2 separate regions of the Homo sapiens genome follow, and region 1 is linked to region 2. The links are chromatin loops, found by intact Hi-C in ENCODE. Cell type or tissue: breast epithelium. All regions are shown on one strand. Each heading gives the region's core, and the rest is flanking DNA. Links, peaks and the distances in the headings are about the cores only. Region 1 has its middle 99 kb from the start of LINC01566. Region 2 holds the start of LOC112268173 (a long non-coding RNA gene).

Evidence for each region. Peaks named below come from ENCODE experiments on the same cell type or tissue, not always from the same donor. Only the 100,000 strongest peaks of a DNase experiment are listed, where the experiment ranks them.
Region 1: it touches region 2 in a loop (7-fold over the local background); 2 of 110 quality-filtered maps call a loop at or near these places.

What each region holds. Positions count from the first base shown.
Region 1 is chr16:35,257,791-35,270,760 of GRCh38, forward strand. It overlaps the pseudogene AGGF1P8 and the pseudogene C2orf69P5. Among named protein-coding and RNA genes, the nearest start is that of LINC01566, 99 kb to the right of the region's middle. In breast epithelium, for the core only: no CTCF peak of the experiment used is centred there; no DNase peak of the experiment used is centred there.
Region 2 is chr16:35,188,517-35,201,486 of GRCh38, forward strand. LOC112268173 (a long non-coding RNA gene) reads left to right here and starts at 7,243. Exons shown (of 2, transcript NR_157262.1): 1 at 7,243-7,527; 2 at 7,708-9,032. In breast epithelium, for the core only: no CTCF peak of the experiment used is centred there; no DNase peak of the experiment used is centred there.

The sequences.
Region 1 (12,970 bases), core at 2,691-10,690, 70 kb after region 2:
ATATTGATGAATCTTGAAGACATTATGCTAAGTGAAATATGCCAAATACAGAAAGACAAATACTGCATGATCTCGCATGTGGAATCTAAAAAAAAAAAAAAAAAAGAAACAATAGAATGGTAGTTACCACAGGCTAGAAAGTGGGGAAAAGTGGGGAGATACCATTGAAAGCAGCATACCTTCAGTTATATAATGAAAAACTGCTGGGGACCTAATGTGCAGAATGGTGACTATATTTAATAACAACGTGTAGTTGAAATTTGTTACAAAATTAGATCTAAAGTGCTTTCATCACACACAAAGAAATGTATAAAGTATGTGAGGGGATAGATTAACCAGCTTCACTGAGATAATTTAAAGATGTATACACACCTCAAAGCACTCTATTATATATACCCTAAATATATACACTTTTCAATGTGTAAATCATAGCTCAATAAATGTGAAAAAAATTAAGAGTAATCAGCAGGTCATATCTAGCCACATGTAAACTTTATTGAAAACTCTCTTGGCCGCCATTTCTGGCTCAACCCAGGAACGGCCCAAGAGCTTCTGGCCCCTTGACTTCTGCAACACTCCTCCTGCTGTTCCTCCAGCTGGGGAAGATGTCATAGTTCCCAGGAGTTTTCTGGTTTCCAGGCCCTGCAGCTCGGGCAGGGCCATCAGCATTCCCCTTGCTCATTGCTCACAACCCTGTATGGCTCCAGGTAACGCGTGTCAGGGCCTCCTTGTGAGGGCCACAGCAGCCAGCCATGGCCAGGCTGGCTTTTGTCGCTGGCATTCCCGTGGCCTCTGGCTCCGCAGACGTCCTTTAGGGCCCCAGCACAGCCCCTACTCACATTACCAGTGAAGACAATGTAATGCAGAAGACACTGAGGAGGAAAATAAGACAAAACATTGGCCCCCATGTATTAGGGTAATTGCCATTAGATCACCTGTGTTGTATACGGGGTCACTGTTTATTATTACTGCTGTAAAACCGGCTACAATTGGAAGAGAAAATGATCTAGAGCATACTCTTTCTTTGAATCCCTGAAGTTGGTGTCTGTAAGTTTCAGGCAGAAATTTGACCATGACTAGCAAACTTATGTCCTTGTAGATCAGGACGGTCAAAATGGAACAATTGTTAGTGAAAAACGGATTGTTCAAGTGAAAGCTAAATGTGACCCTTACATACTTGAGCATACATAGACATGAAATGAAAATTGGAGAGACTGTGTTACCCTTTCGCATTCACCCTGGCAGTGATACCTGTGATGGCTGTGACCCACAGCAGGTCAGAGCTCACTTTCACCTTGATAAGAAAGGTGAATGTTTGTTGGTCCAACACTAAGAAGAAAAAGATTTGGAAATAAGAAAATAATTTTAAAAATGTGAGTAAAATATGGTTTACAGAATACAGACTATGAAGATGAATAGACACTAAAGCTTCCAAAATATAAAAATAGAGCTGGAAAATGTAGTGAGAAGATTGGAAGTGAAGGAACTTTCCAAAAAGATGATGCTTCTGCATCTATTCATTCTGAAATTACTGACAGCAACAAAGGTCAGAAGACGTTGAAGAAGATGGGTTGGAAAAAAGGAGATGGACTGAGGAAGATGATGGGGGAATGAAAACTCCAATTTAGTGTCAAGTTCACCAACACACATAGGCTCGGAGACAGGAAATCCATCCTCAATTGAAGATGTTCACCTTCTCCGAAACAAAACAAACAAACAACAACAACAACAAAAAACTGGGACAAAGCATGAGAAAGGTTTGCTGAAAAGTTCCCAGAAACTAAACCTTGAAAAGATGACCCAGGAACCATGCCTTGAGTAAAAGGGACTGTAGAGTGAAGTTTAATGATAGAAAAAATCTCAAGCTTTTTAAAAAATACAATTTGGAAACACTTATTTTATTTTATTTTTTGTGGAACATTTCTCCCCAAAAAAGTCTGTGGCACAAGGGAACTCTGTCACAGTTTACCTCTTCCTGATTTTGAAATGTGTAATAAAGTTTAGTTTGCAGCTTTTTAAAACCAGCTGTTAAACTAATAAATAATGACTGAATCAAGTTATACAGTAAGTGGACTAAAATTTACAGGGCACAGATAAGTTTATCAAACTTCATTATTTTATCTTGTCATTTACAACTTCAATATAAGCAAAAAGTCATATATGCAAAACACATATAACAACTAATAACTTAAATGTACATTTGTCTTTGTCTCCTTATAGTCACGGTAAGGCGTACAGCAAAAAAAAAGTAGTTTATAAAAATAAATCTGACTATATGCATCTTCGTTTATGCCCTTTAGAACCTAGATAAAAGAACTTCTTGTACTTGAAACAGCCTAAATAATATTATTGAAGAACTAATGAACAGGTGACATATTGTAGAAAATTAGTCTGTTATTGTTGTCTTCTGTGAAGAATCTGTTTATTTGTGCTATATATTCAGCATTTATATTTGGCTTGTTTCATAGCTAATGAGATATTTAGATATGAACAACTGAGTACAGTGTTGAAATAGTGTGCTGGCATTTGTAGTTTTCATAAATATTATTGCAGGCAGTGGAGTTGTGCCAGAGAAATCTGATTTCTAGTACAAAAGAAATACTTAGCCAAGGCCTTAAGTTTAGGATATTTATTGAAAATGTCCTCAATTGCAATAAAAACATTATAACATTAAAAAATCCTCTTTTGAACAATTCTAAATTAAACAAAAAATTCAAATGATGCCTTTTATGGAGGTAGGGAAGTGCTAATGAGGTAGAATGGTAATCGAAGCCAAAAGATCTTAATTCAGGTAAATAATTTTGCTCATATTAGTTTTATGTTAAATGAAACAATAATTGTAACCATATACTATTTACTGCAGTGCAGTATTTCAGAAATTCGTGCATAATACATAATTAATTTTCTAATGGTAAAAAAGGAATCACATTCTGTGAATTATTAAGGGAGGAGACAACCCCTCATATTGTCTTATGCCCAATTTCTGCCCCCAAAGAAAGAAGAAGTAAAAACTAAAAGGAAGAAATGAAATCCACAGGCAGACAGCTCGTTGCTGCACCCTGGGCCTGGTTAAAGATTGACCCCTGACCTAATCGGTTATGTTATCGATAGGTTTCAGACATTGTATGGAAAAGCATTGTGAAAATCCCTGTCCTGTTCTGTTCAGTTCTGATTACTGGTGCATGCAGCCCCCCAGTCATGTACCCCCTGCTTGCTCAATCGATCATGACCCTCTCATGCAGACCCCCTTAGAGTTGTAAGCCCTTAAAAGGGACGGGAATTGCTCACTTGGGGAGTTCAGTTTTTGGAGACATGAGTCTTGCTGATGATCCCAGCTGAATAAAGCCCTTTCTTCTTTAACTAGGTGTCTGAGGGGTTTTGTCGGCAGGTTGTCCTGCTACATTATTACAATATGGTCTATGGAAGAGAGCAGTATTTCAAATGAAGAAACATGGAATTTCTCATGAGGGGATGATCTAAGCCATAGAAAATCTATGTAAAATATTTTACTCATGTATGCAACTGTTGACATTTCTGCTTCTTAGGAAAACAACATGCTTTAAAAACTTAATGCAGATACTAAAATCACCAAGAAGTTACAAGAATTCACAAAATGCCTAATATAGTTGAAAGAAAATTATGGAAACTTTTCATGACCAGAAGAAAATAAAGGTAATGATCCACAGAAGTAACAACCTAAGAGGCCATTGCTCCATTCAGATGCATCTGATCAGAAGGATGTCAGATCCATGTGTGTTGCTCAGCTTCTGAGGAGGCATATGGAATAAATCCAGGTAAACTGCCTTCAGGCATCCCAAGTATGCTGTGTTCCATATGTGAGAACTAAATTATGAATTACATTGCACAAAAGGAGATACACTACTAGTGTGAAGCCTTAGATAAATTATACAGCACATAAAACTCAGATATAAGGTTTATATTTAAATGTTTGCCAACATAATAAAAAAACATGAAACCAAAATACTGTGGGAAAAAACTATGAGCTTGTCCAGTCATATTTGGAAAAGAGGCAAATGAAAAGTAAACTATTGAAAATATAGTAAAACAATTTAATGTACAGCATACAAATTACACATTAAAATAGACTGAGCTGATGAGCAGTCTACTACACTGAAATGTTGAGCACAATTAACGTAGTCATATACTTTATAGAGTGCAAATTAATACAAAATACAAATATTTATATGAAGATTAGATGAGAAGAAACAAAAATGATTTAATTGTTTTACTAGATTATATAAACAGGAAGGCAATATTGAAAGGATTGGTGACTCATAAGTTTCAGAAATTGGAAACAAGACATGAATCCTATTAAAGTTTAGTGTGTAATGTGTCAAAAAAGATAAAAAATACTTAAAGAATGGTTTTGGTTATTGTGAATGGTGCTTTAATAAACATGGGAGTCCAATTATCTTTCTGAAGATTGATTTCATTTCCTTTTGACATATAACCAGTGGTGAGATTTCTGGGTCATGTATATGGTAGTTCTTTTTATAATTTCTTGAAAAACCTCCATGCTGTTTTCCCTAATGTTTGTACCAATTTACACTCTCACCAATAGTGTATAAGTGCCCATCTACAGATGAATGAAGAAAATGTTACACACACACACACACACACACACACACGAATAATGTTCAGTAATAAAACAGAATGAGCTATCATTCATGTTAACATGGATGTATCTAGAGGACATTATGTTAAGTGAAAAAGCCAGTCACAGAAAGAAAAAGACCACATGATGTCACTCATATGTGAAATCTTAAAAAATTGATCTCATAGAAGTAGAGGGTAGAATGGTGGTTACCAGAGGCTAGGGAGAGTGAAGGAATGAAGGGATGGGGAGAGGATTGTCAAAGTTCCAAAGTTACAGTTAGAGAGAATAAATTCTGGTGTTCTATTACATAGTAGGGTGACTATAGCTAATAATAATGTACTATTCTGTTGGAAACAGGCTCCCAAATCTGGCCATAAACAGGCCCCAAATCTGGCCATAAACAAAATCTCTGCAGCACTGTGACATGCTTGTGATGGCTATGACACTCACGCTGAAGGCTGTTGGCTTACCAGAATGAAGGCAAGGAACACCTGGCCCACCCGGGGTGGAAAACCGCTTAAGGTGTTCCTGAACCACAAAAAATAGCATGAGCTATCTGTGCCTCAGGGACATGTTCCTGCTGCGGATAACTAGCCAGAGCCCATCCCCTTGTCTCATGTTTTAGTTAATCTATAATCTATAGAAACAGTGTTTATCACTGGCTTGCTGTCAATAAATATGTGTGTAAAACTCTGTTTGTGGCTCTCAGCTCTGAAGGCTGTCAGCCCCTGATTCCCACTCCGAGCTCTAGATTTCTGTGTGTGTTTCTTTAATTCCTCTAGCGCCACTGGGTTAGGGTCTCCATGACACAGCTGGTCTCAGCACTGTTTATTCCAACACAGCTAGTAGAGAGGTTTTTATTAGCACAGATAAATGTTTAAAGTGCTAGATATGCAAATTACCCTGATTAGGTCATTGTACAGTGTATGAATGCATTGAAATATCACACTGCACCCCATAAATATGTACAATTATTATGTATCATTATATATAAAATAAATCTTAAAAGAATAATGATCAAAATGCAAGGCATCAAAAAGAAAAAAACTCCTAAAAGTAGTGAGATAGAAGACAGATAACCTATGAAGCTGAGGGCCAACTCTTACCTCTCTATCAAGTCAGAAAACAGAAAAATTAATATCAGTAAAATATTAAAAGCTTCTGGACAGCATAGAAATTTATTAACAGAGTGAAAGGACAATCTAGAAAAGAAAATATGTGCGTGCATTTGCCAAGGAATTAATATCCAAATTACATGAGACTCAACTCAGCAGCAATAAAAATAAAAAAAAACCCAACTGAAGAGTGAGCAAAAGACCTGAATAGACATTTTTCCAAAGAAGACACAAAGAAATGCTCAACATCACCAATCATCTGGAAAATGCAATCCAGAATAACGTGAGATAGCACCTCGCCCCATGTAGAATTATGAAAAAGACGAAAGATAACAAGGTTGAATGAGGATGTGGAGAAAAGGGAACACTTATGCACTGTTGATGCGAATGTAAATTTAGTCCATTTTCAGATTTATTCATCTCTTAGAAACGTGCATGGAAAACTATGCAGGTTTCTTAAAACGAAAATAAAAACAAAACAAAAAACAAAAAGCAAAAACCTAAAAATGGAACTACCATACCATCCAGCATTCCCACTATTGAGTATATTGGAAAGGAGCAAAATAAATTTGTTTAGATACTTGGGGATATTGGTTTGCATGTGACTAGCCAAATTTATTTCACAAAGGAAGCTCCCACCATAGAGATTCACTTCAGAGTTCATGAAGTATTTTGAGGCTACAAGTATATTAATGTATTTGTTAGGGGGAAGAGCATAAGAACTTTAAGTGTTATAAATTCAGATAATGGAATGTAATTCATAGAATATAATTCAGTTTGGGGGGCATGGGAGGAAGCACACATTCTTCACATATAAGTGTAATGTGCAATAGTATTTCTTGCTCTTAAATGTGAGCAGTTTTTAATTTGGGTTGGGTTAGAATTAGTTAAATTTAAATCTAATAAAGAGGTTTGTTGTAATACTGAGGCAATATAATACCCTTAAAATGAAAGTTACAATATAGTTCTTGTAAAAGGTAACTAAATATTTTTTTCTGTTGGAAATAGTTGATTTCTGAGTAATGGTACTAGCGTTGATGACATTTTAACAGTAATTAGCTATTTTGGCACTTAAAACTTGAGTGAAAACATTTTGTTTCTCTTCAAACCAAAGCAAAATCATAATGTTGTTTTGTGTCACTTTGGAGCAACTGTACCCTGCCTCTTGTGTTTTGTAAACTCATTGACTCATTCTTTAGTGTGCCACCAAGTACCTTTTTCTTGAGAGTCAAAATATATTTGTTTCCCAATAACCAAAAAGGTACAATAGTGTAAAGGTGGTTTTTAAAAACATAACTAAGTGTGGTGGCATATGCCTTTAGTCCCAGCCACTCAGGAGGCTGAGTCAGGAAGATCCTTTGAGCCCAGGCTGTAACGCACCATGATTATGTTTGTGACTAGCTGCTGCACTCCAATCTTGGCAACATAGTGATACCTCATCTCTAAAACAAAGAAAACAAAACAAATGACATTTAAGCACTATTGCTTAATTTTAAATTGACAGTCTTTAATTGATTGTTTTGGATAAGACATTCTGGGGCTTCTCGAATCTTGGCCAAAACCCAGTTGTTTTGGAAAATTGTTTTAAATTCAGCATATTTATGTATTTTGAATAAAAATATACTACAGGGAAATTTTCAAATTTTTCATTATATTAGTCTTTTTGAAAGAGAACAACTTAGGTAAGCTAAATATATAATGCTCCATTTTTTCATGCTCTATTAAGAAGGAAACAGATTCCATATATCTAAATCAATGTTTCTCCAGAATCATGACTTTGTCTGAAAAAAAAATTATCCGTGGATAAAATTCAAAACTACATTGCTGTAAGAAAAGTTACAAGGTAAAGTTTAGAGACATAAATAATTTAATTTGGACTCAAAAACTGAATTTGTTTAACATTGCTACATAATTTGAGTGAAGTTTTCTCCTGCTCCATTTTTCTTGACCTATATAAATACATTTTAAGAAATCAAGATCTATGAACGTCAACCAGCATTGACATTGGATTGTGTGATTACAATAGAAGGTGAGCTGTCTCTTTGTTATTAATAATTAGGTCTTGAAGGTCATGGAATAGCTAAACAGGGAAGTAACATGTTGCTTTAGGACTAAAAAAGAAGTAAGACACTGAAGCTTAATACCTTAATGACCCAGAAGACCTAAATTTATGAAGCCACATAAAATAAAAATGTTAATTTATTGGTTTCTTCACAGAATTATATTTTAATGACTCTATAAATACATTCCAAATAGTCAGAGACTAATGAGAAAGAATTCTTACTAAACAAATGCTTAAAAATAACAATTCTTTTTGTTTATGTTTTGCACTTTTTATAGAGATCGGTCTTTTTGTTGTGTCCTGGCTCAGAAAGTGAGATTTGTTTTTTCATCTAAATGAGCTAAAAGACCAGCCTCTGAGAATTGATTTGGGGGCCTGAAGACATTCTTCTGCCAGATAAGATGGAGTCAGAACAATTTACTCTGTGAAGATCCTGTGGATGTGGCCTTATGTTGTGATATTGAGGTTTCCTGTAGTTTCTAACCCTAAAACCTCATTATCTGATGTACCCATTGATTCCAAATGGTTCACAGTAACAGATTTTTGCTCAGCTTTCTTTAGGATTCCAGTTGGAAAAAACTCACTGTTCATTTGTCTTTCTGTGAAAAGAATCAAAAGTACCCTTGGATGGTGATTTCCCAAGGGTTTACTGAAGCACTTTCTTATTTATTTCTGGTTATTACCTCAAGACTTAATGAATCTGCATTTTCCTGGAAACTCTATTCTCATTCAGCATGTAGATAATTGGTTGTTACACTAGAGTACACTAAAGAGTGCTCTGAAATTAACAGAGTATTAGAACACTTCTAGACCCACAAATTAGAAAATCTAGACAAAATGGATAAAATAGTTTTATTTGACTAAAATCAAGGTTAAGTGTTTGTTCTTATTTTGCTCAGTCTGTGAGCTGTATTGGACATGGATAATCCAATGGAAGACTTACTTCTTGAAACACTTTCCTGTTGAAGACCCCACTCATGATTTTTTTTTGACCTTTTCCATTCTACTCATTCTTTTCCACCACATCTCCAGTAATTCTTAGTCCTCTTCTCTCCCTACGTCCCTCTCTTCTCAGAGTGGTCCCACATAGTTTCAAAGTTTTAGGTACCATGTCTCTGCTGATGACTCCCAGGCCTGGGGCCTCTTCCCTGAGGGGAGCACCAGAAGTTATCCCTGACTACTTTTTTCCTTCTCACATCCCCATGAAATCCCACCACAAGTCCTGTCATAACAAGTAGGAGTTGCTGAGCAGGCGTTGCTGGGACATGTGACTATTGCAACAGCAGAAATACATCAGAGACCTCCTTCCTACTGAGCCTGTATATGACTTCCAGTCTTCTTTAGCACAGGGTTCCAGACAGCCACAAATTCAGTGTTGTCAGCTTACAAGATCAAAGCTAACATTGTACAGCACAGTAGAAACTGTACCAGAAGCTTCCATAAAAATTTAGCCACCAAAAGTATATGATGAGCTCTGTGCAAGAACTTGAGATCCCAAAATTCTTCCTGGTAAGGACTCAGAGCCAGATGGCTGCATTTTCTTTCTCTTAACTTATTCCCCTTCTAACCATATAAATATATTAAAATTGCAACGTTGGCCACACCAATATAAATAAGTGAATAAATAATGTAATATTGTAAAAAAAGACAAAACAACTTGCACAGTCTGATGACAGCTCTGTCACATATGTTCATTAAAAATGTTCAAGAGAGAATTTGGAAAGTATAAATTTTAAAAATAAAAATAATACTTTTAGTTTGTTTAAAGTTAAAAAAAAATGTTTGACAATAATTTGACACATAGAAAATTTAAATCTTAGCTATCCTGAAACTTCAAGTCTCTAGAATGAGTCCTTCTCCAAAGGTTCATGTCACTCAAATATTATTACAGTTTAGTAACTTTTAATGCAAAAAACTTTTAATGAATAATGCATTTTATGAAATATTATAGATTTACAGAGAAAGGACTAATCACTATAATACTACATATATTAATTTTATAACATTATATATCTTATTATATATGCACTATTGTTGTAACCGAGTGAGTTATAGAGAAAAGCCACACTTTGAGACTAATTCAGGAGTCCTTTATTTGCCAGTGACCAAGAGATGGCTAGTGCTCAAAATTCTCTTGGCCCTGAAGAAGGGGCTAGATTTTCTTTAATACTTTGGCTTAGAAAGGGGAGGGGGAGCCTAGCTGAAGCAATCTTACAGAAGCAAAACAGGCAGCAAAGTTGAAAAGATAAATTGTTACAGGAAAACAAACAGTTCCAGGTACAGGGGTCTTAAATCTATCACAAGGTGATAGACGTGGGGGCTTTGGGTGCTGTCAACCAGATACAAATGTGGGGGCTTTGGGTACTATCAACTGGGCGAATTCCTGGGAACTGCGGATGTAACTTGCCACAGTATCTTATCAGTAATTGCATTCTTGGATGTGCTGGGAATCAGCTTGCACAGGTTAAGTCCTTGAGGAAGGTGGGTGGGTAAGGGGCTGCAAGTGAAGGAGCCAAAATGGAGTCTGTCTGGCTCTCTCAGCTAAGGGAGTCAATTCAGGTTAAAACAAGGTAGGATATCACATTTCCCACTTGTGTTTTTGGGGAATCAAATCACTGATTCCTCAGTTATAACAAGGGGGCTATATTGGGCTTTAAGATACATAAGCTTGACAGAAGCTATGTGCTGCTTTACCGAAACCTATTTAATATACAAGGCCCAAAGACTAAACCTACCAATAGGAAGAGAAGGGGTCCAGCTAACCCAGTGATTAGAGTAGTTAACCATGGATTCCAGTTAAACATGCTTTGGTACCAGGGGGTGTTATTTTCCCGTTCCTGCTGGCGTCTATCTAGAGTCTCTTGAACTTTTTGAAGAGTATCTTTTATGACTCCAGACTGATTGGCTTAGAAGCAACAACTCTCTCCCAGAGCTGCGCATAACTCTCCTTGAGAGAGAAATAGCAGATCTAAGCCTCAGCGGTTTTGAAGAAATACTTCAGCTAGAGACTCTACCTGGGTATGTAGTATATTTATGGCTGATTGGAGATGGCTTAAATCAGCATCTACTTGTTGAGGTAGGGACATTAGCCCAGTTTCTCCCTGAACCAGGGCAGCCATGCCAATGGCTGCTGACCCAGCTATGCTTAGGCCGACCAGGAGGGGAACAAGGAGTGGGGCAGCTCAGTGAAACTTGGGATGCAGTTCAGGGGGAGTGATGAGAAGTTGTCCTTCTGGCCCACTGTACATGTAGGCCTGGGGGAGCACATGCACCAACACACACAGGAGAGGTCCTGGTTCAGTCCCACTGATGCAGCAAGTGAGACCTGAAGTGCAGGCTAGCCTGGTATTGTTAGGTGCCTTGTAGGAGACTGAGGTGCTTAAGGAAGTAAGTAGAGACTGATTACAGGTAGCCTGAAAGGGAGAAGAAGATAAGTTATATCCAGTGCTAATTAGACAATCACCTGAATCAGTTAAAGACCCTATTGGCTTAGGAGGGCTCCATGAGACCAGGATTTTCTTCTGGATGGTGAACGTAATTCCAACATCAAATCCTAGGATATAAAGTCTTAATACCCATGACATGCTGTAATACCATTGAGCTAAATTAGGGTTATGGATGGTTATAGTAAGAAGATTGCAATTTCCCCTAGTACAGTTTAGGATGGGAAGCACGAGGTATGGAAAGGGTTGAAGATCGGGCTGATCTCCCACAGTAGGTGGCCAAAGTTGCACGTATCCAGTCAGGGCAGAAAAACTGGTAAGAATCTCGACAACTAGAGCCAGGGTGATTTCCAGGACAGAGGTAAAAGTCAGCATTTTGGAGTCCTTTTTCTGCACCTTTGGAGCTTCCACATCAAGTCTGGCTTTAGGAGTATCCAAACCCTGCAGCAAAGTTGATGTTTCCTGCTCCTATGATCAGCAGATTGTGTTGCTCTTCGAGGGTATGGGCAGGCTCTGGGAACAGAGCACATAAATCAACTGCAAAAGAGACTTCCTTGGAGGTCCCCGCCTTCCAGGTGGTGTTTGCAAACACACGTCCTGTCGTGAAAGAAGTAAGGAGAAAAGAGTAGGAAGGAGCAGAAGGCATGACAGGCTGAAACAAACAAAAGAGGTAAAGAATTAATTTAATGGCTTCAGTCGACTTAGACACAGTTTTAAGGGGCCTGTCCCAGGCTTGGGGACCCATGTTTCTTGCTGGGCTTTGTTGGTCTTCTTGATGTGAGGGTGATGAATCCAAGCAGGAATGCTGTCTACTTTCAGAGCTTTTGGCATGGTGAGGATAACAGTATGAGGTCCTTTCCAGGCAGGAGTGAGTCCTTCCTTCTGGAACTTTTTAACATATACCAGGTCACCCAGCTGGAAAGAGTGGCAGATCCCTGTCTGGTCAGGAACTGGATTGGGATGTGCTCCCTGGACAAGTGGCTGGATGATGTCTTATACCTGTTGGAGAGACTGCAGATACTGTAACAAATTAGCTTGTGAGATTTCTGCTAAATGGGTATCCCTTAGTTTGGGCAAGACAGGCAGAGCCCTCCCATACATGATTTCAAAAGGTGAAAACCCAGCCTGGTAAGGGGTACATCTTACTTTAAGAAGGGCTAGAGGAAGGAGCTTTACCCAATTCTCACCAGTCTCTAGGATTAATTTTGTAAGAGTACTTTTTAGGGTGCGATTCATGTGTTCTATCTGCCCAGAGCTCTGGGGTCAATAGGCACAATGGAGTTTCCATTGAATGTTTAATGTCTTACTGACTGACTGAGCTGTGGACGAGGTGAAGGCCAGTCCATTATCAGACCCTATGGCAGCAGGCAGCCCATGTCGAGGGATGATTTCATTGAGTAAAAGCTTAACTACCATGGTGGCAGTCTCGTTTTTGGTGGCAAATGCTTCAGTCCATCCAGAAAAGGTGTCTACTAGCACCAGGAGCTATTTATACTCTGCCCGGTGTGGTTTTATCTCTGTAAAGTCAATTTCCCACCTTTCTCCTGGTAAGTCTCCCCAGAGGCAGTGGCCTGGGCTGGTTTAGGACCTGGCCTGGTATTTACCTGAGCACAAGCTGTACACCGGAGAGCTGCTTGGTTAGTTAAGTCCAAAGGTGGGGTATCTTGAAATGGCTCCTTAGAAGCTGGGCCAGTTTTGCTCCTTGCAAATGGGTGGTAGAATGCAGACGACT
Region 2 (12,970 bases), core at 2,261-10,260:
CCTTCCACAGTGAGCTGTGACATCAGCAGTGGATTGGTGTCATTAAAAACATGGTGCTCTGAAACTGCTGGTACTCCACTAGTTGAACTTGTCATGGAGGACAAGTTTGACAGCGCCCAATAGACATACATGCTGGACAGGTGGGGTGAGGACTGAGCTCCGCCCTGGCCTGCCTATGCCAAGTGTTGTCCTCACAGATCCAGTGTGCCTGCGGGGCTGCCACCAACCACAAGGTGGTGCTGGGCTGGGAGGAGCAGTTCTGCTGCAGGGTGTACTGTGACAGCGTGGAGAGGTAAGTGACAGCAGGATGGGCCCATTGGCATGTCCTACATCACCATGCTCAAGGTGGGTGCCACTCCTGGCCATGCGCCGGGCTGGGGGCAGGGTGGAGGCTCCACTTTAATAAAATTTACCAGAATTATAGATTTTAGATTTAGATTTAGATTTTAGATTTTAAAGTAGCCTATGAAAGACAAAATTATGTCACCAGCCAGGAGACAACATCTTCAGCAGTTAGCAATTCTGGATACAAACCTGCTATTGGTTCATATAGCACTACTATTAACCAAAGTCCAAAATTAGATGCAGTTTATCCTAAAGTAAGAATATATGTGTCAGTCAATACTAATGGGAATCACTCCGGTCACTCTTGTCCCTAATAATCCTTTCAGAAACATTTGCTTTACCCTCTGCAACTCTGCACTGTCTGAATTCCTACACTGACTAAAAACCTTATGGGTGAATTTATAATTAATCTCACATATTTAACGAATATGATTTTATCTTAAGATCCACCATAAAATAATGCGACAAAGTGTATTTGAATTATAGAGGTAAAATGAAAACAAATTTGGATGGGCTATTCTTGAATATGTAGAATTAGTTATTTTTGTATTTATGAGTTTTATTAACCTATATTCATTAATAATGAAAATAATGCTAAAATACATTTTTTTCTGTCAAGCTTAAACTGATACACTTGCTAGTAAAGGAATGTAAACTAAATGAACATTGATGTCTATTCAAATTTAAAAAATATTTTAACAGTTCTTTCATTATAAAAGGCTTATGCTTGATTTGGTAAATTCACTCCTCAATATTTCTTTATTTTTGATACCATCACCAACAAAAATGTTTATTATTATTATTATTATTTTATAAAGAGAAAGTCTCACTCTGTGGCCCAGGCTGCAGTGCAGTGGCATGACTATGGCTCACTGCAGTCTCAACCTCCCAGGCTGAAGCCATTCTCCTATTTCAACCTCCTGAGTAGCTGGGACTACAGGTGTGCACCACCATGCCTGACTAATTTTTAATTTTTTTTTTTTTTTGTAGAGACAGCATCTCACTGTGTTTCCTAGGCTTGTCTCAAACCCTTGAGCTCAAATGATCCTCCAACCTTGGCCTCCCAAAAAGCTAAGGTTACAGATGTGAACAACCATGCCTGGCCTGAAATTGTTTTCTTAATTCACTTTCGGGTTTCTCATTGCTAGTATGTAAATGTACACTTAAAGTTTGTATATTGGTCTTGTATCTTGTGAAATTGCTCAACTCATTATTGACTCTAGTGGGCTTTTGTGAATTCCTTACAAATGTTTATATACAAGTTTATGTCATATGCAATAAAAGACAATTCTAAGCTCTTCAAATATGGAGAATTTTGTTTATTTTTCTTATGCATTTCCCTGGGTGATACATCTTGTTCCATGATGAATAGAGTGGTCTAGTGTACATTCTTATCTTGTTCTCAAATGTCAAGCACAAACAGCCAATATTTTTACCAGTATGATGTTAGCTGTAGGTTTTTTGTTGATTCCCTTTAGCAGATCTTGGAAGTTTTAGTTTTTTGTATTCTTAGTTTCCAGGGAGATTAATCTCGATTGAGCACTGAATTTGTCAGATGCTTTTCTGTGTCTATTAAAAGGATGTTTTTGTTGTTGCTTATCATATTATTTTTGTGTATTACATTGATTTTTGAGTGTTAGGTCAATATTACATTTGTGAAATAATTCCATGTGGCCATGGTGTACAATCATTTTAATATATTACTGGATTCAGCTCACTAGTATTTTTTGAGGATATCTGTGTTTGTTTATCAGGGATATTCATTTACAATTTTCTTTACTCCTGCTGCTTTTGTTTGGCTTTAGTATCAGAGTAACACTGGCCTCATAGAATAAATTGGGAAGTGTTCCCCATAGTGTTCTATTTTCTGAAAACGTTTGTGAAGAGTTGGTATTAATTTTTCACTAAATGTTTGGTAGAATTTGTCAATTAGCTCATGTGGCTATGGACTTCTCTTTGTGAAAGATTTTTAGTTAATTGTATCTATTTATTATATGCATATTTCTATATTCTATTTCTTCTTGGATTCACTTTGATAATTTGTGTCTATCAAGGTATTTATTTCTTATGTGTAGTATTTATATTTTTATATTTTCTAAGCAGTTGACATGCAAGATTCAGGAAGTTAAATGTAGGAGATTGAGGCTTTGGTTTAATTAATGAATGACTCAAATTTTCCTCTGTCAGAAGATGAAGAATATGATGATAACTGCCTGTACATAATAATCATATTATTGCATAATCAAATGAGTTATTAAATAGAAAGAAAATTAGTGAAGGATGCCATTTGGCTTCGGATAAATCAACACAGCCCACAGTTTTTCATCAATATTTAGATAAGAGAGAATAACAAATTTTAATAGGAACGAATATTCAACAACATAATAAATAATGAATGGTATGAACAATAATAATTTGATAAATCAAAGTACTAAGTAGTTATTTAGTCAATACAATGTGTTAGTTACTATTCTAAGTCACTTACACATATTCAAAAAAAATTTTTTTTAGAGACAGGGTCTTGTTCTGTCATGCAGGCTGGAGTGCAGTGGTGTAATCAGTGCTCACTGCCACCTCAACCTCCTGTGCTGAAGTGATTCTTAGCCCTTTGAGTAGCTGCAACTACAGGTGCACACCTCTACACCTAATTTTTTATTGTTTTATAGAGATGGTTGTCTCTTATGTTGCCCAGGCTTGTACATACAGATTTAATACCTGGTAGATTAAAATATATACCACAGTATTTATTGACAAGAAAACGATTGATATATTTACAATCTTATTAGGTGACATTAAAACCATCATAGAAATGAAATGTTTTGGTATATAACACATAAATGAGCATAAAGAAAAATAACTATTTAAAAGTGTGACTAATTAGGCACAGTAATAAATAAACAACATTCTTTACTAGTGAACATGAGACACACATTGCTTTTCAACTTATGAAAAAGTTATTTAAAATAGTAATGTTTTAGGCCAAAAAATGTCATTAACTTTATGAAAGCTCATATCTTCTATTCATGAAGGTCATATTTTCTAGACTTTGTGAAATGAAAGTAGCAACTGTGAATTAATGTGTGATTAATCAGTAATACCTAGCCACATACAAATTTTATTTCAGTTCCTTCTAATTTACTTCTGCGTTAAGTGATAAATCTAAATTGAGATTATTTTTACAATCAGGTACATGCTAAAAAGGAAGCCTGGTGATTGGAGCCAAGAAACTTCAGTTCAGGTAAATAATTCCATTCTATTAGCTTAAAGTGTTCCATGAAAACAGAAATTCTGACTATGTATAGGTACTATTAACTGCAATGATAGCTATCTTTTCAGAAATTTGCAAAAAAAAAAAAAAAAAAAAACAGAATAAAATGTTATATATTAAAAATAATCTTTCTGTTCAAATTATTACCTGCATATGGTATATCTGAGGGAGAGCAATGTTCCAAGTGAAGAACTTTACAATTTCTCATAAAATATTGTTATCCATTACAAAATATCTGTGTGAAATATTTCACACATTTGTACCCTGAGGAAAAAATAATATATATTGTAAAAACTTTAAGTAAGACCACTAAAACTCCTCAAGAAGTTACAAGAATATCTGAATTCTGAAAATAATTGAAAGGGAAATGTAAACACTTCCCAGTAGCAAAATTAAATACAGGAAACCATCCAAGGGAGTAACCAAACTAAGAAGTAGGTGCTCCCTTTACATACCGACTGACTAATCACAATGATGTCAAATCAATGTGGGGTTTGTCCAACTTCCAGGTGTGTAACTATAAAAACCAGAAATAAACTCACTACAGACACTCCAAATTTGGTATTTCCCAAAGGTGAGAATAAAATTATTTATTATGCAGCAAAACAGGATATAAGCTACCAGGATGAAGGATCAGAAGAGGGACTAGAAAACTCAACATTATTATTCACATTATTTTCTGCACTTTATCATTTCAAGGTTATTTAATTTTCAAAATATGTAAAAACAAATACTGTGATTTCTATTTTTATATAATCTGAATTAGGTCAAAACAAAAACTTTTTATTTTTCTAGACTTTACTTTTATATATGTATGACAACCATTTTTTTCTTGTTCAAATTAATTATTGTTGACTATCTTACAGGAAAAAAATTAAAAAGCACAACATGTCTACCCACCCAATGTGTTCCTCTTGCGGGCTGCTCTCAAACTTAAATTCCAGCAAAATTCAATTTTTGCTGGTTTCCTATGCTTTCTTCAGTGTCTTAAATATATAACAAAAAACTAAAATGTTTAATGAGCTGGAGTGGGAAAATATTGAAGCAAGGGCTGGGGCTGGCTCGGTGTGCGGAAATCCTGTGCAAGTGAGAGCTGGCCAGCGGTGTCTGTGGAGTCCAGATGAAATCTTTTCACAGTGGATCTTTCCAGACTTTCTGTTGGCTTTCACCCAAGTGAATCATAATGAAGGAGAAGTATTTTATGCCAAGTCAAAAGGATACCCAACCAGCATGGTTTAAATGGAACCTGTACCCTTGCAGATTTACCAGTGAAAAACTGGCCCAAGAAATGGGCATTCTGGAGGCTAGAATCCAGATTTGCTTTGAGAGATAATGTCAGATAAGACAGAAGTGATTTTGACCTCAGCTTTGGACTCATGAATGCCTCTCCCAAGAAGTCAGGAAAAAGTGGGCAGCAATTATTAGATACCAGACTAGTGTCCACATCCAAGCCTTTGAGAAAAATTGCTTTCCTAGCATCACCACCAAAGAGAAACTGGTAAAACAGACAGGCATTCCAGAGTCCAGAATTCAGATCTGGTGTCAGATCAAAGGATCAGTCGTGCAGGCTAGAGCAGAAGTGGGCCTGTAAATTCTCCAGCACTAGGCCTAAGTGAGAGGCTTCACCTGACTGTTCAGCTGCAGCAAGGCCACCTGTACATCTATCCAAGAAGAACCTATCTTCTTCCTGCCTTCAATCCATTCACCAGCAAAGGGTCAGTTGTACCAGTTCTTCCTCTACCATACACATCTTATGGTCCCTGGGATCCCTCTGTGGGCTGCCCAAGTCAGGCATCAAGGGTGGCAATGCACCAGCTCATCCAGGCCCTGCATACAAAAGAGATCTCCAAACCTCCGTGGCACTCAGGGGCCATGTGTCAACAGGACCAACTCTAGGAGGCACACTCTCACATCATCAGGATCTTAACCTCTGTACCAAAGAATGTGCCAGGAGGACAAGGACCATGAGCATGCTGGCCTGGCAGGTGTGTCCTTAAAGAGGAAGCCTCAGCTTCAATGAGAATCCAAAGTAGGAGCACCACAGCTGACTGGACACCCCAAGTCTCTCCTGTGTTGGGAGCAGACACAAGCCACAAAGAAGTTTCTCTTTCTGCTTGAGCAGCAGCACCAGCCATCTGCACAGACCTTCAGCCTTTTCGATTATCTCCTGTAGATTCAGGAGTTTCACCAAAAGGCACAATCTTTTCCGAATCTGGATCCACAGAAAGAGCAAGACTGCAATGCTGAAACAACCCATTAGTCAGGAAGAATTTCCCAGAGCTCACCAGGAAATCAGCTTAGCAGGAGGCAGACCTCTTTCCCACAGTAAGCATTTGGACACACATTTACGGGCATGTCTACCCGTCAAGCTTATATTATGATGAATGAGTTAGAGGTCAAGTTATGGGAGAAAAAATGGAAATAGATCTCTTTCTTTGAACACTGCTAAAAGAAACACACAGGTAATAGACGTGTCTGGTGGATCGGGGCTTGTCCCCAAAAAGCCGGAAAGGCTGAGCGAGTGATTGAAGGCAGGGTGAGACTGGACACCCATGGAGAGGTCACAGGATCCAGGCCATGCCCACCGAGGATGACATAGCCCTTCTGAAGGCCCAAGGGAGATGGCTCAGGATGCCAAAGACTCAAGCAGCCAATCTGATCTGTGCACAAACTGCTGAATCTCAGCGTCATTTGCAAGGAAGGCCTGGCCAGCTGCAGGAATCAAAGACACTAGAGGCAGGCAGCCAGCAGGGGGGTCAGGAGGGCTGTCTACTCCGGATACAGGAGTCCACTGGCAGGCAGGCTACAGGCTTCTCAGGTGCTGGCCCTAGAGCTATCAGTCTCTCGGTCGTTCAGGGCAAGGGGTATGATCTCTGTAGACATCCATGTAACAGAGGCTCAACTCCTTCATCCTCAGAAGCAAAGGCTAGTGGAGACCAAATAGGGCTTGAAAGGTAAATCCCCTAAAAAGGCAGAATGTCCTGGGCTTTGGCCTCTCCCCTTCAAGCACAACCGGATCATCACCTCTTTTCAGACTTCTCACTATGCTGAGAACCGGAACAAGACTCCTAACTCCCCCTCCTCACCTCTGCACTCCTGCACTCTTACCGGGCAGACCAGAAACCAGGAGACCTGAACTCTGGCCAAGCTCGGGGAGAAGAGAATCCAAAGAGGGCGGGAGCGGTGAGGGCTGAGCTCCTACGGGTGCCCCGGCCCAAGGCTTCAGGTCCAGACTGCGGTCCAAGTGGCACTCGGTGCAGGTTCTGCGATGTCGCTGGAAGGCCTGGAACAGCCTCTGCAGCTAGCTGCCGCTTCTTCCTTTTCTTAAGCGCCAAAAACGTGAACACTTCCCCCAAGGTTTTCAGATACGCCCAGGCGCCCCCAGCTGGAGGTGGGGATAATGGCATTCTACAACATGGTTTATCACCTCGCCCGCCAGGGCAGCAACCAGCCCCCGCCTCGCCAACCCAGCTGCCCCAGGCTGGAGGCGATCCTGTCGAGCCTCCTCCCTGCAGCTCCACTCCTCCTCCTTATCTTCTTCCTCAACCACTGGCATAGTTTTGGTCATCCTCCTTGTCGTCACAATGGGGCGCCTGACACCATGGAGACCCGGGAACCCCACTGATCTTGGGTCCTGCAGGGGTCAGGCGACCGTGCAGGAAGACCAGAAGGAAAGTAATCTGCCGCATCCAGAATGAACAGAACAAAACCCCCGCACTCCAGGAAGAAGTCAGGAGCCCAGTGGGGGCTGCAGGTCCAGCCCACAACAACCTAGACATGTGGGGTGCTCCATGGCTCACGCTTATGTCCTGCAGGCTGAAGCCCGCGCCAGGGTCCGCAGTCTTTGTTCCGGACGCAGAACCAGTGCTTCAGCTGGTTACCGAGGCGTCCCCGAAGGGGAAAGGGTGGACACGGTGAGAATCTACAGCACAGCAGATCACTTCGTCCTGGCAGCGACCAGCCCTGCCCGAGCGGCACCAGCAGCCTCCATGTTAGAGGCAGTACCATCAGACTTCCCCCCTACAGCATCTCTCCTGCTTTTTTTTTCCCTCACGGCTCTAATCTCCTGCTTTTGTTCATCCTCCTTGTCACAGTGGGGCACCTGGCACTATAGAGACTCAGAAAATCCGCAGATGTGGGGGGTCCTGCAGCATCCAGGCAGACATGCCGGCAGTCAGAGAGGAAAGTCCTCTGAAGCCTCTAGAAGGAATGGAACAGGACCCAGCACTGCAGGAAGAAGTGGGGCACCCAGTGGCGGATGCAGGCCCCACACACCGCCGCGGTAAACGTATAAGGCTTTCCCTGGCCCTTGCCTGTTTCCTAGAAGCTGAAGCCGCGCGGAGGCCCAGGTTCGCCCTTCCACACACGGAATAAGCTGTTGGACTGGCTGCCTCACCTAGGACCCGAGTTGCGCCAGAGAAAATCGCGGATGCTGCTTTCCCGCGGGCTGCAGTGTCTGTCACTTTAGCGACCGCAATAACACTTCTCCCACAGGGACTCCGCGGTGCCCAGCTCTCCAGCCTGGGGATTCTCATCACACAGTGATTCCAAAAGAAATGATCTACAATGGCATGACCAAGCGCCACAAACAGACAAACATCTGAGGGATGTCCATTGGTCACTTTGATTTTTCAAAGGTGACAATTGTCCCTCCTTGAAATCTTAAGAGAGCATGAACAGGCTATTCTAATGGATGTGCAATTTACACTAAAACTGATTGAAAGGTGAATTCTGATTCCAAGGTACTTTGTATTCTCAAATTGTGTCTGCTTCCCCTGACCCCCTCAAAATGGGAGTGATGACTACTTGTCTTCTTAGCACTGTGGGGACACAAAGCCTTAGATGGAAGTGTGTCAAAAACAACATTCCATAAAAGGCCATCACTTCCAATTTTCAAGAAAGGTTGGAAACCAACCATGATGTATGAAGCACTGTCAGCCAAATTGAGCAATTAGTAATACAAAATGAATGGTATAAACTATTCTACATGTGTGTGGCCATGATGGCAATTTACACATCGAAAAAACATGGCCAAATTCAGGAAGAGGAATCTGTAAACTCACGGCTGTTGGGAAGCTTAATGTCTGTGTACCGGAACCTATCAAAGTTACTTCTCCATGCCAGTCTGTCCAAACAAACCTTGAGTTGTTTATTTCTATGGAATTCCTGTAGAATCCTAATGAGCATGACCTTCTGGACCCATCTTCACAGCTCTGGTGCCAGTGGATTTGCACTTGCTCGTGTTTCTCCCTATTTTGTTAAGGGTGGAAATATTTAGTGACATGGTGGGTTGGAAAGGTACTGAAATAATGGCTGGGGCCTCCTGGGTGGGTGAGTCAGGGCTCCGGCAGCCTAAGACTTTTTACAATAAGTAAGTTATAGGTAAAGTTAGAAAAAATAAAAAGAAAATGGAAATCATTCTTTCTTTGCCCACCATAAAGAGAAACACACAGGGTCTAGACATGCCTGTTGGAGCCAGCTTGTCTTGGGAAAGTGGGAAGCACTGAGCAGGAGCACTGGGGATGGAGGGCAGTTGAGATGGGGCTCCCAGGGAGATGCAGCCACGGTCAGGGCCTGGCCCACTCAGGCTGGCAAAGACCTTCTGAAGGCCAGAAAAGACGGCCCAGAACACTGAAGGCTCAAGCGGCTCATCTGAGCCAAAGATCTGTCCAGTTGGCCCTGAATCTCAGCAGCCTTGCTGACGGTGGGGCAGGGGGTCCCTGATCAGCCCTGAGGATCTTAGTCACTGGAGGAAGGCGGCTGCCTGTGGATAGGGCAGAAGAGCTGCCTACTGCGAATGTGGGAGTCCACTGCCCGGCAGATGGAGAGAGCCTCTGCGGGTGTGGACCCTAGTGCTGTCAGTCTGTGGGTCTGTCAAGGTGGGCATGCGGACTTCTGTGGCCACGCCTATCTACCAGAGCCTTATCTCCTCAGTCTGCTCAAGTGTAGGACAGTGGAGACAGGGTAGAATTTGAATGGGAGGCCCCCTAAAAAGACAGTGTCATGAACTTTGGCCTCTCCTCTCCTCTCTGAGCAGAACAAAATGAACACCTCTGTCCTGTCTCCTCGCAGTGCCCAACAAAGGAGCAGGGCTCTTGGCGATCACATCCCTCTGATCTGCCTCCCCAACCTTGCACACTTCTCAAGCGGGACATAGAACAGGCCGTTACAATCTTGCCACAACCAGACAAGGAGCGAGGCAGGAGAGGGCAAGGGCGGTGGAGGCATGGGCTGTACTTCCACTGGTGCCCCAGACCCAGGCTGCATTCACAGGCTGCAGTCTAAGGGGTACTCGGCGTGGCTCCCTGCTCCCCTCAGCGGCCTGGATCAGCTGCTGTGGCTGATCATTTCCGAAGGTTTGCATTTATCATTTCCGAAGGCTTTCACAGAATCCCTGGTGACCTCTGGCAGGGGGTGGTTATCTGGTGACCAGCAGCAGGGCCCGTGGCCTTGCCCCCAAGCTGCAGCCAGCAATCCCCGTGCCCACCCAGGCACTAAGCATTTGCGGTGGGCCTCTTTCTGGAAGCTCCCCTTCTCCTGGTAGCCCTCTGTTTTCCTCACCCCGGTACTTCTGGCCATCCCTCTTGTCATCACAATGGGACAACTGGGTGCTGGAGACTTGGAAATCACCATGCAGACCTGCAGTCCATCCCAGGCCCTGCCAACAGGGCAGCGAATCAGGGAGAAATGTTGTCTTCTGCCTCCTGGAAGACCAGAACAGATCCGCGCACCTTTAAGTTGTGCCCCAGTGTAGGCTATAGGCACAGCTCACGATAAGACCGGAAGGTGAGAGCTCCCTGGTCCGCCCTTTTTTTCCTGGAGGCTGGGGCTTGCCTGGCCAAGGTCGCCCTTCATGAGAGGGAATCAGAACTTTGTGTGGATGCCTAACCCCGCCGGGTCAGCGCTGGAGAGAATCACTGCTGAGGCTTTCCTGCCGGCTGCAGTGACTGCCCCTTTAGGGTCCCTGCAAAAACACCACCCCTGCAAGGAATCCACCGTGTCCTGCTTGCCAGCCTAGGTTTACTGATCATCTGGTGATTCCAGAGAAAACAATCTACAGTGGAATGACCAAGTTCTAGAAAGAGGAAAACACAAACAATCTGTGGAAAGTCCGTTTGTCGTCTAGATTTTTAAAAGATACACATTTTCCCTTCTTGTTATATTGAGTAGTGCATGAAGCCGATATAATAGATGTACAATCACACTATAGCTGATTGAAGGGTGAATTCTTATTCTAAGGTACTTTGTGGTCCCAAATTTGTCTGTGCCCACCCCCAGAATTCCCTTAAAAGCAAATATTTATCATTGAGAGTGGATGAAGAAAGAAACTAGGTAGGCAGATAGAGCAAAGAGTCCTCGGCAGAACTCCCCTTCTAACGAAAACCAGCCCAAGACACCACTTCTCTTTAAGAAAGAACAGCTCTGTAAGATCAGGCTGCAATCATAGATAAGGAGGCTTGAAAGCTTTCATGGACAGGGATGCCTGCAGCTGCACTGCCCATCTTGGGCCAGACACATGCAACATGAGGGGCTCCTCCCCTCTTCATTGGACATGTAGAGTGGGAAAGAGATGAGCAACTTGTAATAGCTCAGGCCAAGAACCCGCCTGCATAATAAAAGGGTGGGATGTGGGCTGTCAGAAATTTGTGCTCTATGCAGATGACACACCTGGTCCTAACAGGTTTTTCACACCCTATGTGGATAAGATACTCCTTCCCACTAGCTCATATATAAAAACCCTTGCATTTCACTGCAGAATGGCAACTCTTTTTCAGGATCCCTCTCTGCAGCAGAGAGCTATTCTCTTTCACCTATTAAACTTCTGATCTAACCTCACCCTTGGCATGTCTGCATTCTTGATTTCCTCAGTTGTGAGACCAAGAAGTTCAAGTGTCACCCCAGACAATGAGGCTGCTGAATTATCACTCGTCTCATTGCCTGTTGGTATATGGAAACTTCAATGAAAATGTGTCCAAAAGGACATTTCATAAAGTGCTCTCTTTTCCAATCCTCAAGCAATATGGGAAACTATCCATGATGTATTAAAAACTTTTGGCTGAAATGCACAATTTCTAACACAAAATGAATGCTATTAATTATTTGATGTATGTGTATTATGGCCATTTGGACATCACCACACACTGCCAAATTTAGTAAGAGGGACTTGTGAACTCGTGACTGTTAGGAAGCTTAACTTTTGCATACTGTCACCTATGAAAGTTAGTTCTATCTGCATTTCTCCAAAGCAACCTTGAAATGTCTATCCTGTATAAAATTTCTGTATAATCCCAGGGAGGTTCACCCTTCTGGCCCTGCCCTCACAGCACTGGTATCAATGGAATTGCATTTGCTCATGCTTCCCCCAATTTCCTTGAGGTCATAAACATTTAGTAACAGGGTGAAACAAGAAGGTACTAAAACAAGGGCTGAGGGCTTCTGGGTGGGTGTGTAGAGATCTCCTGCAGCCTGGACCTCTTCACAATAAATAGGTTGTAGGTCAAGTTAGAAAAAGATGGAAATTATTCTCTTTCTTTGAACACCACATAGATGAATGCACAGAATCTCATGTGTCTGTGAAGCCAGGCTTGTTCTGGGAAAGTGAAAAGGGCTGAGCAGGAGCCCTGGCAATGGAGGGTGGGTGAGAGGTGGTCCCCAAGGAGAGACCACTAGGGTCAGTACTTGGCACACTGAGGCTGGCAGGCGCCTTCTGAAGGCCAAGGGAGATGGCCCAGGACACAAGGCTGAAGCAACCCATTTGAGCCAAGATCTGTTTAAGTCCTCCTGAATCTCAGTAGCCTAGCCAAGGTGGGCATGATCATCCCTGGGTATCAGAGACACTGGAGGTTGGCAGCTGGTGGGTGGGGTGGGACAACTGTCTACCACACTGGCATGATTTCACTGGCAGGCCAACTGCAGGGAGTGGATAAAGAGAGAGTTCTGTTTGGAAAACTCCCTTGGTGGATCATGAAGGAGGTGAAGTATTTTGCATGACCTCAAACCCAGCTTGTGGGATAGCAATTCCAGTGAAGCTGGGACAAGCTGGTACTGCTCAACAAGGCCTCCCTAGACAACACGTCCCTTTTTCACCACAGCTGGGCCTGGATTGGGATGCGGACACCCATAGAATCCAGAGGATTGGACCCTGGTCAGTGGTGGTGCTGGTGTGTAGCATAAAGGCAGCTCCGGCACGCCCTCCAGGTTCGAGGAGGAGCCAGCCTCTCCTATGGGGCCCTGGGCAAGTCATGCCCTCTTTGGTCCTCTGTTTCCTCATCTGGGAAATGCAGGAAGCCTGTTGTGCAGGCCTCACAGGGTCATGATAAGGTGCAAAGGAGGAAGGAAATTTGAGAGTTTTTGTGG